Linked DNA regions of Homo sapiens: region 1 is linked to region 2. The links are chromatin loops, found by intact Hi-C in ENCODE. Cell type or tissue: heart left ventricle. All regions are shown on one strand. Links, peaks and the distances in the headings refer to the core of each region. The heading gives the core; the rest is flanking DNA.

What was found. A loop is a pair of places that touch in the nucleus more often than their neighbours do. Peaks named below come from ENCODE experiments on the same cell type or tissue, not always from the same donor. Only the 100,000 strongest peaks of a DNase experiment are listed, where the experiment ranks them.
Region 1: a loop joins it to region 2, with 2.2 times the contacts of the local background. A loop is called at or near these places in 16 of 110 quality-filtered maps.

Annotation. Positions count from the first base shown.
Region 1 is chr9:72,461,649-72,468,215 of GRCh38, reverse strand. No RefSeq gene overlaps it. Among named protein-coding and RNA genes, the nearest start is that of TMC1, 57 kb to the left of the region's middle. In heart left ventricle, for the core only: no CTCF peak of the experiment used is centred there; no DNase peak of the experiment used is centred there; H3K4me3 peaks cover 641 bases; H3K27ac peaks cover 544 bases.
Region 2 is chr9:72,590,068-72,596,634 of GRCh38, reverse strand. All of the region lies in intron 2 of TMC1 (transmembrane channel like 1), which reads right to left. Among named protein-coding and RNA genes, the nearest start is that of TMC1, 72 kb to the right of the region's middle. RefSeq lists an enhancer at 3,914-3,973. In heart left ventricle, for the core only: a CTCF peak has its summit at 3,699 (motif pointing right); no DNase peak of the experiment used is centred there.

The DNA.
Region 1 (6,567 bases), core at 544-5,543, 130 kb after region 2:
AAATAATTCCCAGGAGAGTTCTGGACACAGTGTGTAGCTGAGATAAGCTGGCCTAGGTTCTCCGGCACTATGGATATGCTTTGATGAGGAGCTATGCCTGTTAATATGACAAACAATCTTATTGAGTTCCAGGCATAAAATGATAGGAGCAATCATAGCCAAGTATAACCCTATGGGGAGATTTCTCTACCTCCCTCCCCTCCACACTGATCCTGAGGAATTACTGCCAAACCATCGCAGTGACAGGATATCAGGAGGCTGTAAAGCCCTGTGAGTTTGGCTTCTTCAGTTTTCTCTCTGTGAGGCCCTTGGCAGCAAACTTGGCAATGTTTCCTCTCTGGACTGTCTACCAGGACTTTTTTTTTAAGAAGAGCTAAAAAAAATTTATAAAGGTTAAACATTGTGACATAGGTTTTCTTTATGTTTAGGTCATAACTAGAAAGGAAACTCTACACTTTGCAAAAGAGCAATTAACAATAGCACAAATTCTTATTCTATGCATCTTTGAGTAGCAGAGTGACCTGCAGGTGATAATTTAACTTGTATTGGAATTTTTGCTATATATTAAAAAGTCTCCTATCCATGGAGTGGATAACTTGTTAAAAAGGAATAAAAGCTATTCTACCCCCAACCCCAGGAAAGGGCAGTGGACCGAGTCTTGTGTTTCTAAAGCCCAAGCCCTTCTAATGGCCCTTTAAGTTTCACTGTGGGAAGAAAGAACAGAGGGTACCATTTCTATTTTAGAAGGATGAAGAAGGAAAGAAACCCAGACCTTGAGGAAATTCTAGAATTCAAAAAAGGAATAGTGATTGTCCTTTCTGAGACAGGGAGATACCTGGACGTGCTTTGGTTTGGTGAATGACAGTAGAGGGGCATGGCTGTGCAGAGGGTTCTGAACTGTCAGAGAGCAAGTTGTATTATGCTTTTATGCCACTCTCCTTCAAAGTCCATGCTACTCAGCAGCAAACTGTATAAGTTGACATGTTGCTAATCCCTGATGCCACAGGGCCAGAGGTACAATAGAAAATTTGTGACCCCAGCAGATCCCAGTGAAAGCAGCAGTGAACAGGGATTCACCAGGGCCCTTAGTCACTTGAGAATGGAACCTGGCACACTATGTGTGGGTGCACAAGTCCCTAGGAATCCAAATAACCCAGGCGAAGGGGTTGGGAGGTCAGGAGTGTGATCATGGAATTTCCTTAATTCTGCAGGTAGAGCCTAGAGCCATTTCCATTTTAATCTGAAAGTAAGAAATATGCCATGCAGTTCATCACAGAGTGCAAAACACCTCCTACTTGTTAAATAGTTGGTTCTCCCCCTCTTGTTTTTCTTTTTTGGCTTCTAACACACTAAGCACACATATTTATTATATAAACCATAATGTTCATAATTGGGGTTTCACAAATATGTTGGCATTTTTTTCATCAATTATTTATTCAGTCAGCATCTGATAAAGAGAAACAGACAAACTACTGGGGCCCACCTACCCTGGAGTAGGTACTTAACATAATGAAGTCAGTTAAATTCTGCATTTAAGACATTAACAGTGAGCTGTGGCAATACAGCATAGTGAAGGCCTAACCCAGGCAGGAGCTTCCTAAAAGAGGTAACATTTGACTTGAATCCTGTTGCATGGGAAAGAGTTTACTCTTTCTTTCATATCCATTCTTTCAGTGAAGACACCACCAGCCAATGCAAGTCTCTACCAGAAGCATATCTGTGAATTCCCCTTCCCCTTATTCAGACAGGCACCATCTCAATCTCATCTTTCCTAGCTCTTCAAAACTCTTTTGACCCCATTTATTTCAAGTGCCACATTAAGGTAAGAGTTTCAGCTGGGACTGGAATTTCTTACTCAAGGTAGCAACCCATTCATCACCTTTAGTTCTTCTATCTCTTCCCAATTTCATGTACCTGCCCCCACCTCCCACAGAGTTAACCAGCCAGATCCACAGTGATGGGTCTCTTGAGCGAAACAGAAGAATCAAACATTTGTAGGTAGAGAAAGGGATCTGATAGGAAATACTTGTAGGTCTGTCACATTCCTGGAACCCATTCATTCTACCCTTTTTTATTATGACTGCTAAACAGTCACAATTTAACTCAACCCATATTCATTGAATATTCCTGGTAGATACTTTGGGCAGTGAAAGATGAGAAAGCTGGGAGCTATTAGAGTATAGTGGCTTAGAACATAGGCTCTGAAGCCAGGTTTAGGTTTAAATTCTAGATTATCCAACCCAGAGACTCTCACGTTTCCCGCCAACCTCCTTCCTCCAAACCAAGAAGGATGGGTCACTACACCACTGTTTAGGAGCTGCTACTTCTAATGAGAATGTAGCATACTCCTAACAGTGAAAAAATATATTAAGAACTGCTAAGATGATTCACCTAAAAGGCCCAATACATGCCTGGCACATTGTAAGTATAAACAAATGACTGCTTTAGGTAAAGGAAATATAAATAGAAAATGTGGGTGTGTAGCTGCTTTTTCCTGTCTGGGATTTACTGGCTAGTATGAGTGTCGTACACATGTTATACTAGTTACACACATTTAAGACTCATGTCTTCTTCATCCTTATGCAAAAACACTTTACTACAATACCAGTTAATGATTTCTCATTTATAAAACTGTTCCAAGTCTTGTACATCTCAAAAAGTTAATTTTCCTCTATTTTTTCCTTCTAAATTCCCCCAAGCTATTAATTTTCAATATGAAGTTGCCATAATTAAACTTTTTCTTAAAGAAGAAATAAACCTCTTTAGTCATGAGAACAGAGCTCAGTCCACATCAGAGGCAGTTATTGTGAATTCCTCCCTAAATTATTCAAACTGAGCATATGTCCAATTCAAACTGCTTTCACTCAAAAATGAAATCCTTACAGGACGATAGAGAGTAAACATGAGAAGTATACCCCTGCTATTTTTTGCCTCCCCTACAAATTGTTTCCATCCGTGTCTGAAGTGCCAGTCTGTTTTCATGAATTTTAATTAAAACTGGCACCAGATTGCTGCTGGGGATAAGGGTTGGACTGGGAGGGAATGGAAGCATTTTGACATCTGCCGAACTCCGGATAAGCTGTGAGGTTTGCACTTGAGATTGGCTTCCTGAATGCAAGGAGGAAGCTAGTGAGAGACCAGACTTTCTGGCCGGTCTAGTAGCAGACATCAACCTCTGAGGTTTTCTCGATGGACAAATACAAAAGGCATAACTTCTGCAGTATGCTGAAATTGACGGAGAAAAAAGAGAACTGCTAGAATCAGATATGAACTTGATCTAATGAAGAAATCCTATGACGTAATGAAGAAGAATTGAAGAGAGCTTTCGCCAATGCCAGTGGTACTGTTAGAGACTATGGTTGTTCCCAGACAGGAAAAATCTTGAAGAGATGTGACCTTTGAGATGTGAAATTACGTATCTCTTTTGGCCAGAAAAGACATAGAGGAGGCATCTGATTTAGCAAAACTTGTAGTATGAAAGTTGCCTCTTTGCAGCTCAACAAATACCAAATACATTTACATTGTTGGGGCAGAATAGAATTTTTTCTTAAAAGAATTCACTTCTTGCCCTGACATAAAGTAAACAAAGTCAATATCATTAAAGTCAGTCCTCCCTTGACACCAGGAAAACTGTGCCATCCCCAAACATACCCAGCATCTGTGAAATCTGTAATCATACAATGATTTCCCCAGAACAAAAGCAAATAGACAGTAGCAAGGGTGTTAGTTAGCTAGATGGCTATGGAAGGTACTGCACAAAGCAAATTTAATCAATAATAGCTCTAGTATTTAAATAGCCAGAAATAAGGATAAACAATATGAATGTGGAAAATGTAAATATACAAGCAAGCATGTGCCAATATGAAATACGCATGGCTACAGAAGTGCATGTAGAGGAGTAATGGTGATTTGTGTCACTCTGCCCAGGCCTTCAGCAGGTCAAGGGGAGTTCAGTCAAAGGAAAGGTCAGGCAGCAATAAATCCAAGATATCCCAGTAGGAAGGTTGCATCCATACATCATTGTCTAAATCAGTGGCTTCTAAATTTTTTGACCTATCCACCTATAAGTAAAACAAAATTTAAGCATACACTTTCAATTTGTGTGTGTGTGTGTGTGTATATATATGCACACACATGTACTATACATAGTATATACATGTGTGTAGTATTATGTGATAGTATATGCATGTACTATTATACTAGCATATAATATAGATAAAAATATACAAAGAGACAATTTTTAAATTTTTATTTCAGGTTTGAGGATACATATAAAGGCTTGTTACATATATAAACACATGTCATGGGGGTTTATTGTACACATTATTTCATGACCCAGATATTAAGTCCAGTACCCAGTAGTTGTCGTTTCTGCTCCTCTCCTTCCTCCCACCCTCCCTCTCAAGTACACCCCAGTGTCTGTTGTTTCCTTCTTTGTGTTCATAGGTTTTTATCATTTAGCTCCCATTTATAAGTGAGAACATGTGATATTTGGTTTTCTGTTCCAAAATAGACATTTTTAAAGGATGAAATCAAGATAACCCAGTGGTTTGTTTTACTTCTATCTTATTAATTTACAAAGACATCTTTCTGTTTTCACTTTTAAAAATCATTAAGACTACTAAAATGTGTAAACAGTGTGATTTAATATACTTAATTATGTTTTAAAATCTTTGTGATTCAGTCTGGCATTATGTTTATTATTTCTGGATTTAATCTTAATGATTGTCATAACAAAAAAGTTAATTCCTAATGATACAAGGATGTGATAAAAAAAAAAGACCTCATTATCTTGCCTACTAAATCATGGTACTTATTTTTTAATGTAATCCTCCAATTATGCAAAAGTTTTTGTTTAAAGTTGACACAGTATTCAACTAGGGTGAGGCCTACAATGATAGAGGTAGTAAATCCATATTTCATAATTCTCTTGATCATTTCAAAATTCATTAGAATGTATAAATTCATCTTTTACCTCTTCTTTGGCTGCTGAATAACTAGTTCCATAGGATTAAGGGAACTTTCAACTCTGCCACTTTTTTCCATTATCAAGCAGTGCATTAATTATTATCTTCAATCTTAGACACTTTTGCAGGAATCTTTTATATCTATTTGTCTATTTTGTGAAGTCAGTAATGAAATCCCTAAATCCACTTAGCCAGGTATATGCAAACTTCAGTATGTGTTAACACAATGAAATCAAGCAAAAGAGAACTCTATAGCCAATTCTTTGGGGTTGGATTCACAGACTACTGCCAATCTGTGTATTAAATATTAGTAAAGCTTAATTTCTTCTCTCTACATATTAATGTAAAACCATAAATTATAATATCTTTCTCCACACATCAACGAATGGTCTTCTTCACACCCTGGTGAGCATGTCCTCCACTTGAATGTCTCTCCATAAAAAGCCTGTCTTCTTTCTCCCTGCAGAGTAGGTGAATGCGTGTTTTATGGCCCATGGATTAGTTCTGGGGGTGGAGTTACAGGTTAACAATTGCTTAACATTTCCCATGATTTTGGATTCTGAATTAATTTCTTCTGTGGAGAGTCCAACCAAGAAATATCATCATTCATTCATTCCATAGGTAATGTGCATGGCTGTGTTTCAATAAAACTTTATTTATGAAAATAGGTAGTCAGAAGGATTTGACTTGTGACCCAGAGTTTGCCAATTCCTCGTCTAGACAATTGGTTTACTTCCCCTATCTGATTTGACTATGGTGATATGGGTCTATGGAATTTTACTTATCTGACTCTTGAGTCATACTGTTTTCTTTTACTTGAATAAGTAAGAAAATTCAGAAAAGCTAGTCCGTTTCCTGATGCATATTTTTATACTTTACTTTTTCAGATACTCACTTTACCTTCTGTCCCCAGATGCACTGACAAAATGAGTTAATCCCTTATTTCTTTTTCTTTTTTGAGACAGAGTTTCACTCTTGTTGCCCGGGCTGGAGTGCAATGGCATGTTCTCGGCTCACTGCAACCTCTGCCTCCCGAGTTCAAGCAATTCTCCTCCCTCAGCCTCCCGAGTAGTTGGGATTATAGGCATGTGCCACCACACCCAGCTAATTTTGTATTTTTAGTAGAGATGGGGTTTCTCCATGTTGGTCAGGCTGGTCTCAAGCTCCTGACCTCAGGTGATCCACCTGCCTTGGCCTCCCAAAGTGCTGGGATTACAGGAATGAGCCTCTGTCCCCGGCCTAATCCTTTATTCCTTACAAAATTAATTTGACATAGAGTCAAAGGAATAACTTAAAGACATAACGTGGCCTGTGAAAGAACAAAAGTCTCCTTGACCAATATCTTCTGGCTGGAAACTTCAGGATGAATCTTGTTTGTTTTTGTAGGTGATAACATGTATGTCAAATACTACAGGGGCAGGAGAAGCAGAATATGGCTTTCAGAAAGAGAGTTAACTTCAACTGTAATAGGTAAAAAGCTACCTACTAATGACTACAATGTGCTACTGGCACATTGTATCATTCCCTTGTCGGTGTGTTCTAAGATATAGTCTACCTCAATTCTTATCCAGTGTTTCTCAAACTTGAGTGCCTATAGGCT
Region 2 (6,567 bases), core at 892-5,891:
TAAGAGGCTTTGACCAACTTTTTTCGTGGATGAGAAAGCAAGTACTTTCAATTGTTCTTTTTCTATTTCTGTCTTTTTTTTTTTTTTTTTTTTTTACAATTGAAACTGTGAACTGATAGTCCCAATTGTTGAAGTCATTATTTCTGTTCATCAAATGCTTCCCATTCCTCTTTCCTGAGCACATGGTGGGGCTGCATATGGCTTTGTGGTGAGTGGGACAACATGATTAGTTCTGGCCATGGATTTAACAGTAGAAATAAGATGTATTGCTCCAAGACTGGAACACTGAATTGTTCAAGAAAAACCTTCCAGAGCCATTGTTCCCTTGGCCCTAGTGACCAGCACCTTTTTCTGTGTGTGCTCCATTAAACTGGGTCCTGCAGAGAAGGTGATACAGATGGGCAGACAGTAAGAGCAAGAAATAAATCTTTGTTGTCTTAAGCTACTAGAGTTGAGAGTTGGCTGGGCGCGGTGGCTCACGCCTGTAATCCCAGCACTTTGGGAGGCTGAGGCGGGCAAATCACGAGGTCAGGAGTTCAAGACCAGCCTGGTCAATATGGTGAAACCCTGTCTTTACTAAAAATACAAAAATTAGCCGGGCGTGGTGGCATGCGCCTGTAGTCCCAGCTACTTGGGAGGCTGAGGCGGAAGAATCGCTTGAACCCAGGAGGCAGAGGTTGCAGTGAGCCGAGATCACGCCACTGCACTCCAGCCTGGGCGACAGAGCAAGATTCTGTCTCAAAAAGAAAAAAAAAAAAAAAAGAAACCCCATCTCTACTAAAAATACGAAAATTAGCCAGCGTGGTGGTGCATGCCTGTAATCCCAGCTACTCAGGAAGCTCAAGCAGGAGAATCACTTGAGCCCAGGAGGCGGAAGTTGCAGTGAGCCAAGACTGTACCACTGCACTCCAGCCTGGGCAACAGAGCAAGATTCAGTCTAAAAAAAAAAAAAAAAAAAAAAGTTGAGAGTTGCTTGTTACCACAATGTAAACTAGTTTACCCCATTGATGTAAAACCTGTGACAGAAAGGAAAACAACCTCAGGATGAAGCCAACCCCATAGATAGCAGAATGGAAAAAGTAAACAGCGTTCTGGCCATCACTGAGCCACTGGATCAACCCTCATCTGCAGGCCACTCTAATGCTAGACTTAGTAATTATGTAAGGAATAAATTCCCTCATAATTAAATCCACTTGAATCAAGAGCACCTGAACTGATACAGTGATTATGTTCCATGTTATGTGACTCCCCCACCAACAGTGGCTGTATCTTAGTGAAATAAGAGAGGGCACTAGACCTTAGAGCAAACAATATGTAGGCTGGTCGGGGTCTATGAAGTAGCCATACACAGAAGTTCTGTCTAGTGAGGACACCAGATACAGGGAAGTAACTGACCAAAATTAATACCATTTGGCTTCAAATCCTTCAGTAAGTCTATCGGTAGCAGCAGTTGAATCAGAAGCAGAGGAGGCCAGGCATGTTGGCTCACACCTGTAATTCCAGCATTTTGGGAGGCTGAGGTGGGCAGATCACCTGAGGTCAGGAGTTCGAGACTAGCCTGGTCAACATAAAGAAACCCCGTCTCTACTAAAAATACAAAAATTAGCTGGGCGTGGTGGCACACACCTCTAGTACCACCTACTCGGAAGGCTGAGGCAGAAGAATCACTTGAACCTGGGAGGCGGAGCTTGCAGTGAGCCAAGATTGCGCCACTGCACTCAAGCCTGGGTGACAGAGTGAGACGCTGTCTCAAAAAAAAAAAAAAGAAGAAGAAGAAGCAGAGGAGAGCTGCACATTGTGAGGCAGGCAGGGAGAGAATTGGAGAGTATGTCTCTCTCCTTTTCGAATTGTAGCATGCCCCCCAAGTCATTTCAAAATTCCCCCAACATTCTAGGGGAAAATTCATGAGGAGAATATGAGAGAATATAAAATAGATGTGATAGAATATGAAATCAGTCACATAAATTGTGGGACATAGTCAAAGTTTGTGTTTTCTAATTCAAAGTTAAAAAGTCTGATTTCTTTCCCATTATCATAGCGAAACAGGCCATGTCACCCCAAAATTTGCTGATGTGGCATGTTGATTATTTTGAGCTAAAGTCACCTGAGAAACAGCAGATGCCGGAAAGGGCTATGTGATCTGCCCTCTTCTACCTGTCGTAAGCCAAAAAGATTTATTTAAGAAAGTTGCCCTCCCTGTACCAGAATAAGAAAATAACTCTTATCACCATTGACTGGGAGTTGATGCTGCAATGGAGCTGTACAAATAAACTTTCTAAACTATCCCTTATCTTCCTCTATCTTTACACCTCCCTAGTGAATTCCCACAATTTACTGCCACTGGCCCAAACCCCTTTGTCTTGTCAGCTCTTCATGAATTTATGGTTTCTCTGTCTAAAAGGTATTAGAGCTTTCTGCTTTGTCCATTTCTTCAGGTCTTCTGCTGTCTCATGAGGGTCTCCGCGTACATGTAAAAATCAATAAAACTCATATATTTTTCTCCTGTTAACCTGTCTTACAGTGATTTAATTCTTAGACCCAGGTGAAGATCCCAAGAGGTTAGGGAAGAATTTATCTTTCTCCCCAACAATAGAAATTAGAAACAAACTAACAAAGACAACAGCAGAATGATGAGTATACTCTCATACCTCTCCCCGTCATAGATGCAGCCCCTGCCCCTACCATCGCCATATTAGTAACACCATGCCTGGGCAGGAGAAGGGGGCCCTTTGATGGAAGAGCAACAAAGGAGGTCACTGACTGAGGGTCTGCACTTGCCACCAACGAGGCTGCAACACAACCAGCCAGAGATGAGCAATATCCAGTCAGTTCCAAAATACCCTTCAGTCTTTGAGAAGCCTAGGTTTTCGCCTGTTTCCATTTTTCTTTTCTTTTCCTTCTTCTTCTTCTTTTTTTTTTTTAAAATAGAAATGGGGGTCTTGGGGCTGGGCACGGGGGCTCATGCCTGTAATCCCAGCACTTTGGGAGGCCGAGGTGGGCAGATCACCTGAGATCGGGCGTTCAAGACCAGCCTGACCAACATGGAGAAACCACGTCTCTACTAAAAATACGAAATTAGCCAGGTGTGGTGGTGCATGCCTGTAATCCCAGCTACTCAGGAGGCCAAGGCAGGAGAATTTCTTGAACCCGGGAGGTTGTGGTGAGCTGAGATCATGCCATTGCGCTCCAGCCTGGGCAAAAGGAGCAACACTCTGTCTCAGAAAAGAAAAGAAAAAAAGAAAAGAAAAGAAAAGAAAAAAGAAAATGGGGATCTTACTATGTTGCCCAGGCTATTCTTAAACTCCTGGCTTCAAGCGATCCTTCCACCATGGCCTCCCAAAGGGCTGGGATTGCAGGCATGAGCCACCACACTCCGCCAGATTTTTGCCTGTTTCTGTTTTCTGAAATGCTGGTTTTGGGTGGAGATATCTAACTTCCTTATTCCATGTGTTCTTTCAATAAAACTTCTCTTAATTACAGTGACTTGAAGGTTTCTCTCCTCTTTGAAAACTGAACACTATTTTCAATAATTATCCAATTTTTCCAACCATTTCAAAAGAAATTCTATCTTCACTCTAAAGAATTTTACTCACATTTTTAACCTTAAAAAAAATGATTCTTTTCTCCCAGAGCAATACTGTTTTAACAGCCCTGAGCCTAGTCAAGATAATAGTTGTTGTATCACTTACTTCCAGCAGATGGCGCTATTGCTGGTTCACACACCCACTGTCCTAGGAAATTTAATCTCATTACTAAGTAAATACCAACAACTGCTTCACAAAGGTAACTGCTTCTCCCTCTTCCTGAGAACTCATCACAGTTTTAACAACCACCATCTCCCTAACTGACCCATTGGACATTTAACAGCTGTCTTTGACGGTTCCATAAGTGTAAGACATTGAGCATCTGATACCTAGGGATGTTCTCCAGTCACTGCAGGCAACTTAGAATCTAGCAGGAGAGGTGGCCATTTAGCAAATAATCCCACAGATACATAACCATGGCTTTGATTTGTGCTTCAGAAGGAAACACGCACACCTGCTTGCTAATGCCACACATGACCAAGCCTGAGAGGTGGGACCCAAAGGAGAAGTAGGGGGTAAATTCTGAAGGAGGAGGGAGAGGCAGCCTCCCAAGGAGAGCTCACAGCAAGGTGCTGAGGCTGGAGGATCACGGCACCTGAGTGGAACCAACAAAAAGAGGCCAGAGCTTTGACACCAATGATAAGAGTAAAAGAAAAGAGAACTGACTGATGCCATTGATAAGTTCCTGGCTTTAATGATCCCCAAGTTTATATCTGTAATGATCTTCCCTTCCAGGTTCCACATATATGTTCCTGCTTGATGTATCCTCTTAGCTGTTTCAAAGGTAACCCTCAAATATATGTGTAGCTTTGACTTCACCATCTTCTCAGGTCTGTAGGGCTGTCTCCTGAATGTCAATGAATAGTGAAACTCGTCATTTAGTTGTGAAATTCAGAAAACTGTAAGAGTCCTGGAGTTGTCCTTTACCCTGCTGATCAAATCCTGTTGATGTTATCTACCACATCAGATGGTTTTTTTGCTCGATCAGTGATCAGCAAAAGGGCTGTTCTGTGTATTGTATGATATTCACCAGCATCCCTGACCACTACCCACTAGATGCTAAGTGTGATCTCTAAACTAGCAACTAGCGCCTCCAGGTAATTTGTCAGAAATGCAAATTCTCAGGCCCCATCCACGACCTACTAAATCAATGATACCCAGATATCTGCATTTTAACAAGGTTTCCGTGCCAAGGTGCAGTGGCTATAATCCCAGCACTTTGGGAGGCCAAGGAGAGAGGCTTGCTTTAGCCCAGGAATTTGAGACCAGCCTGGGCAACAGAGTGAGACCCTGTCTCTATTAAAAACAAACAAACAAATAGCCATGGTGGTCCATGCCTGTAGTCCCAGCTACTCAGGAAGCTGAAGTGGCAGGATTGCTTGAGCCTAGGAGATGAAGGCTGATCAAGGTTGCAGTGAGCTATGATTATACCACTGCACTCTAGCCTACGCAACAGTGTGAGACCATCTCTAATAAATAAATAAGACTTCCAGGTGATACTCAAATCCACTACAGTTTGAGAACCACTGCTTCAGAAACCCACTGCCATGAACCTATTCCATCACTTCTTACCCGGGCTACTGCAATAGCCTTGTAATTATTCTTCTCCATATTCACACTTCCTTCTACAGTGAATCTCAATCCTGACACACTTTATAACCTACTGGGAGCCAACCTAAACTAATTAAATCAGGATCTCTGTGGGTGACACCAAGGCTTTGATATTGTTTAGAAGTTTCCTCTGGAAAGCCAAGGCCAGAACTACTACTCAATGCTAATCCATTCTGCCTTGCAGCCAGACTGATGTTTAAAGCTGCAAGTCTGGTCTTAAGTAGAGGTGCCACCTCTACTTAAAATTCACCTTGATATAGCCTCATTTCTTAACACCTACAGGGCAAACCAACAAGCAAGGGGCCTGTGTTTAAAGCCACGCACCCCTCCCATCTTCATCACACTGACCTTCTGTCTGTTCTCTGCAGGCTCCATGCTTTGTCCTGCCTTAGAGTCTTGCACCACTGTTTGCTCTCTTGGCCTAAACCACTCTGTCTTCCTCTTTTTGCCTAGGAATCCTCACTTATTCCGCGGATCTCAGTTTCTTCTTCCCTTCCCCAGGAAAGCCTTTCCCAACCTTCCCTCTTATACTAAGGGTAGGTAAGAGTGGGGTAGGGCCTGAGTTTGCCCAGAAAGTCCTGATTTATGCCTGTTGTTCCAGGACAATTAACACACCCTCTTACATGCTCAAAAATGTCCTGTTTGCAACAATAAATTATATAATGCCCTCACCTGTTAGATACTGTCACACACTTTCTCATATACCTCCCCTTTGTGACTCATCACAGGTGCCACTTTACATTTTTTTGGTGACTCTTGGATTCATGTCCATCTTCCTCACTGGACTGAAACAGTTTGACACACAGGAGGCACCCAACGAATATGTGTTGAATGAATGAACAACCTTTTGAGGTGAGCATTAATTAGTGTTCCCATTTTACAGAAGAGGAAACCGAGTCGAAAGAATTTTAAGTATTTGTGTGATTTGCCAAAATCACACAGTTAGGAAATGGTATGGCTGGAATTTGAACCTAGCTCTGGTGTTTTTCAAGATCATAACCATGAAGCTTGGAGAGAGCTCTTTCACTGCCTGATTCAGTGACTAAGATTCTACAATAGCCCAGGATTGAGCTTTGCTCAGTCCTTTTTAGAACTGAACTCAGCTTGAAAGCTACACAATTATTTCCTTTCCATTGAAATTGCAATCTGCTTCAAGGAAATGAAGCTTATGGCTGTCAGAGTATAAAGGGCAAGTGTGTGGGAGAAGCCAGAGATCAAACGGTCAAATACACTTGTTATAGAATTTTTCATGAGCTGAAAATGCTATCATTTGAATCCAAGCTTCTCCCCATTGGATTTTTAAAAACTGAGAACAAAGGGTGAGGGAAAAGGCAGCTGTCAGTGAATAATCAGGAGGCAGATGGAATGGTGC